2 separate regions of the Homo sapiens genome follow, and region 2 is linked to region 1. A link is a loop called in an ENCODE intact Hi-C map of the cell type or tissue named here. Cell type or tissue: K562. All regions are shown on one strand.

Region 1 (2,500 bases):
AAGTGCTCCATGCCTCTTTCTTCTTCCTTTTTAAGCAGCTAATAGAAAAGAAGGCAGAGTACATTAATAATAGGTGGTATGAAGGATACATTTAAAGACCTGTAGGCATGCATTTGTCAGAGTACTTCGCTTAGAAGCTAAAGGAGGTGCTCTAAGAAGATGAGAGCACGTGTACCTCTTAGAGTAGTAAAGAACTGCTTTACACACACCAGAAGACTGTTTACTAGCACAGGGTATTCGTTTTGTTGTTATGATGCATGCAAATAATTTTTACTTTTCAGGTGCCTCATTCAGTCAACAACTGTTCACCAGTTCCTTCATATTTTTGTTGCTTACTAGAATTAATTTAAGATGCAAACGTAAGAGATTTTAAAACCCTGTAATGCTAATTGTTGCTTTAGGAAAATACAGTTAACTTCTGGTCTCCCTAGCAGTCAAACCCTTCAGATGTTAAGGGTTCACTATTCCCCTGGTCCCCATCTTCATTCTTTAGTGAAAGGTTTAAAAAAATGGGAGTTACTTTCTCCTTGTTTTTGTTTTTCCTTCCATAACATACATTTGGCAATTTGAACCTCTTATCTCTGTAATGTAGAGGAATTGGTTTATAAACAATTCCTGAAATTGACTTTCCTTAATTGTAAGAACAATACGACTTCATTTGAAAATGGTTTTAGCTACAGAATGTAAATACAAATACTCTCCTCATGTCTCTGTTTCCTTCACAGTTTTCCTCATGTTGTCTTCATCTTCTTCTCCCTTTTCTTCTCCTTCATCTTCTCCTCCTTCTCCTTCCTCTCTTCTTCTTTTTCTATTTTACCTATCTGTATTTGGAAGGTATGTACTGCTTTCTGAATTTGTTCTTACGCAAGGATTCTGCTTGTGTTCTTAACTTTATTGCTACCCTACTTTTTTGCTCCACTTTCAACCACTGTTAACCCAATTGACGCCTGACTCAGAAAAAATAGTCACTTTCCCTTCAATGTCATGGGAATTTATTGAGACTTTTCTATATCACGTTATGACTGTCTTGTATACTTACTCATTCATTATCATCAGTGCTAAATATTGGTGATACAGAGATAAATAGTAACAGAGATTCTTGTACTTGAGGAGACCAGTAGTCAGGGAGTTGTTGTTTATAATGAATGTTGATATATTGTGGTCAGTCCTATGCTAACAGTGTGTATCAGGGATCACAGACGAATGAGAAAGGATCACAAATGAAGGACTTCACAGAGGAGGAGATACTGGGTTGGCACTAGTAGAAGCATATGGGAGAGAAACTCAGAACATTTCCCAAAGAGGAACTAGCATGAGGGAACAATATGGAATTATAAAGTGTGTGACCCTATGGAGACAAATCAGATAAAGAAAATGAATGACCAGCTAAGAATGATGCAATGAAAAGGGGTGGAGATTGTAGAGAACTAGAGAACATGCCACATTTCAAGCAAACAGCAATTACTTAGCTTTGACTGTTTGCTGCCATGCAGGATGTGGGCCCAATGTTAGTGAATCTTCCATTTCTTTACAAAAAAAAATTAAAGTTCTTTTTTTTTTAATTAGCTATCTTCTACAGGAAGGAGAGAAAAATAGAAGTTCTGTAAAATGTCCAAACAAAAATCTTTTTAAACACTCTCAGGCCCAAACAAAACATGTCTGCAGGATGGATGGGCCCACAGACCTACAGTTGGCAATCTTGGCCAATAACACACTCCGAAAATGGTTAGTTCTGGATAGCACGATCAGGGAGTGTGTTCTGGGGAACAGGAGAGCTGGTAGGTAGTGGTTTAAGATAAAGATGGGGAGATATGTTGGAGATAGTTTGTAAAAGATACTGGATTCCTTATACTGGCAGTTTAGATTTCATTTTAAATGTAACAGAGAACAATAAACAATTTAATGTAGAAAACATTGGGATTGGATTTATTATAACTTAGTGAAAATGTTAATAGTAATTGATTTTTTGTATTAAAAAATTTCTGAATATAGATTTATATGATCTCTTCATAGAGATAGTGTGCATAGACATTGCTTTGGCTACAGCTGTCTACCCCAGGCCACCCTACTACTCTGTACTCACTGAAGCCTGGTAATAAATGGGTTTAAAGACAAAAATATATATATATATATATATATATATTTTTTTTTTGTCTGCAGAGGAGTAGCTTCAGTACTTGTTTGTAGTTACAATTAGTATTAATCACGTACTCAGGAACTAAGCGAACCATAATACAAGTCTATTACCACCACCTCCACCACATGTGTTTACAGATGCAATTGTGTAAACTGGGTACTCAGCCAGAATTGTCTGTACTGTTAAAAAGGGTTGTCAGCCACCTCCCATTCTCAGCATTAAACAGATTCAGCCTTGCTAAAAGCAATTTGACATGCGCAGCTAGAATAAACACAACAGAACACTTCCTTAGACTTTTACTTGTTTGTGCATAGAGCTGGGTCAAAGTTGGGGTGACCTCATGCCAGAAGGAAGTGACTGGGC
Region 2 (2,500 bases), 180 kb before region 1:
TGGTTAAAACCTTTCTGTGCCTTTCCATTGGCCATATTATTGAGTCTGAACTTTATCAACATGCATGATCTGAGCCCTGCTTACTCCATGAGCCTCAGCTTCTCCTAACCTTCTATCTCAGCTCTCACGTCTAATGCCGGGTTCCCACCACATGGGACTCTTAGGTTTCTCTTCCCTGGACTCTCACGTGCTGTGCACACTGAGACATGCTATAAATATATATATATATATATATATGTATATATAACTATATATGTAATTTTCCATTACATATGTAGTTGTATAACCTATACATTTTCAGATACTGTTTAAGTAGAGGGGAAAACAGCATAAATGTATTATTTAGTATAGATGTTATTATGTCCTACTTTATACAGTGTATCAGATCTAAATCTAAAATGAATTGAGGTCTTCCTGCCTTTAACTACTATAAGGGATTTTTTTCTTCTTCTTTTTTTTTAGAGACAAGGTCTTCCTGCGTCACCCAGGCTGAAGTGTAGTAGTGCAGTCATAGCTCACTGCAGCCTCCAAACCCTGGGGCTCAAGTGATCCTCCCACCTCAGCCTCCTGAGTGCTAGGACTGCAGGCACACACTACCACAGCCAACTAATTTTTTTTGTTGTTTTTTTATATAGAGATGGAGGTCTGGCTTTGTTGCTCAGGTTGATCTCTAACTCTTGGCTTCAAGCAGTCCTCCTGCCTCGGCCTCCCAAAGTGCTGAGACTACAGGCATGAGCCACCATGCCCAGCCAAGGATTTTTAAATGCCTGTGCAGCCACTGCCATATCATTTTGACTTGGGTTTTCAAAAGAAAAGGAAGTCAAATATAATGATTATTGTAACACAAAGAAGAGGATTCTCATGAAAAGGCTTTTCCTCTTAAATTCGTATCAAGTAAAAATAACTTATATGGATACTTTTTAAAGATAGAAGGCTTAAGTTGTTGATATAAAACATCAAAAAATATGTATGTGTGTAGAGAAATTTATCTCAAAAAAAGACATTAACAGTAAACCAAGCAATACAATCAGATTGTTCCATTGAGTTTTTCCTTTTTGTAAAACTGTAGACCTTCTGAAGAATTTTTTTTCAGATGCATCTGCTTAGCACAGAGAATGAGACATAAAGGTAGTATAAAACAATTCTAAAAAAGTAAATGGTGTGTGAGCTTTTTTTTATTTGCTTCACAAGTAATTTACTTTAAAAAATTAACATCTGCTATTTTGAAGCTAATCTTAGTGTATTGAATGCTCGTAACCATTTCTCAATCCCACAGTCTTTTATCTTGCTTCTCCTGCTGTGTTCCCACCACCCCTCATCCCATTAGCAAACCTTGAGACAGCCTCACACTTACCAAAGTACTGCTTTGGTTTCAGCTGCTCTTCTGCAAGAGGAAGTGAATGTTGGGGGTTTTCTCTGTGGTACAGTTGTGATAAAGCTGTGGTGGTCTTATCTCTCTCTTAGGTAGTGGCTCTTTATGACTACACAGCGAATCGATCAGATGAACTAACCATCCATCGCGGAGACATTATCCGAGTGTTTTTCAAAGATAATGAAGACTGGTGGTATGGCAGCATAGGAAAGGGACAGGAAGGTTATTTTCCAGCTAATCATGTGGCTAGTGAAAGTAAGTTTTATGCTCCCTTCCTGGTTTACTAGTATGGTATAACTGATAGTCCAAGATTTTATCATTTTCTAGTCTTTAATTTACTGTCTTTGTAACCTTTGCATATGTTTACCAATGGGTATTGTTTTTCATTCTCATGATGTAAAAAAATAAAAAGAGGAGGCACTAGTACATTAGAAGCTGCTCCATTCTGAGATTGGAATGTTTGTTTCATGGACTTCTTATCCTCGGGGACCCTGCCCCTCTAGCTACCAGCTTTCTTATTCAACTCATTTGACCCTGCCACCTGCCTCATGCACAGTTCTGTCAGTTCTTCTCTAGCCACAGTGCCTCCTCAGCTGACTGGCATCTTAAGAGCTTCTAGTTCCCCAACTGCATTCTTTTACTTTGTATACCTCAGTCCTATCTGGTTACCTGTGAAAACAAAACTACAATAAGTTGTTTCATTCTCAAGTAAATTTAGCCCTCATTTATGGGGGAAAAAATGAGCCAGAGCTGAAAATATGTAAGCACAAAGTTGATAAATGACAATTATTTAAAAGTTATGTGCACGTGTTGACAAAGCCTAGAACTTACCATGTGATGTGACAAGACTGTATGAACCTTTCTTGTATTTTAATTTCTACTTCGTGTTTTAATAATGGTTTTTGTTCATTAAATAATAGCTTAAAATGAAAAAAAAAAGAGCTAGGGAAGAAAATCTAAATATGAGTTTCTGAAAGCTGTAGATTCACCACTAGGCCTTGAGAGGTGAAAACAGAACGAACGCAGAGAGCCTGAAAACAAAAATAATAATAACTTAAAACTGTCATTAAAGGGGAGAAGTACAGTAGTGCTTCTTGAGAAGAATGCATTCTATCCACAATTAACTTG

Evidence for each region. Hi-C counts contacts between places; a loop is a spot of excess contacts. Peaks named below come from ENCODE experiments on the same cell type or tissue, not always from the same donor. Only the 100,000 strongest peaks of a DNase experiment are listed, where the experiment ranks them.
Region 2: a loop joins it to region 1, with 8 times the contacts of the local background. A loop is called at or near these places in 2 of 110 quality-filtered maps.

Annotation. Positions count from the first base shown.
Region 1 is chr6:135,146,732-135,149,231 of GRCh38, reverse strand. No RefSeq gene overlaps it. Among named protein-coding and RNA genes, the nearest start is that of MYB, 33 kb to the left of the region's middle. In K562, no CTCF peak of the experiment used is centred here; a DNase peak (open chromatin) is centred at 1,381.
Region 2 is chr6:135,322,289-135,324,788 of GRCh38, reverse strand. AHI1 (Abelson helper integration site 1) reads left to right here. Exons shown (of 29, transcript NM_001134831.2): 25 at 1,465-1,627. It overlaps LOC124901407 (a long non-coding RNA gene), which reads right to left and starts at 1,405. Exons shown (of 2, transcript XR_007059783.1): 1 at 1,355-1,405. RefSeq lists a silencer at 1-158, a cis regulatory region at 1,315-1,462 and an enhancer at 1,804-1,943. In K562, no CTCF peak of the experiment used is centred here; a DNase peak (open chromatin) is centred at 1,408.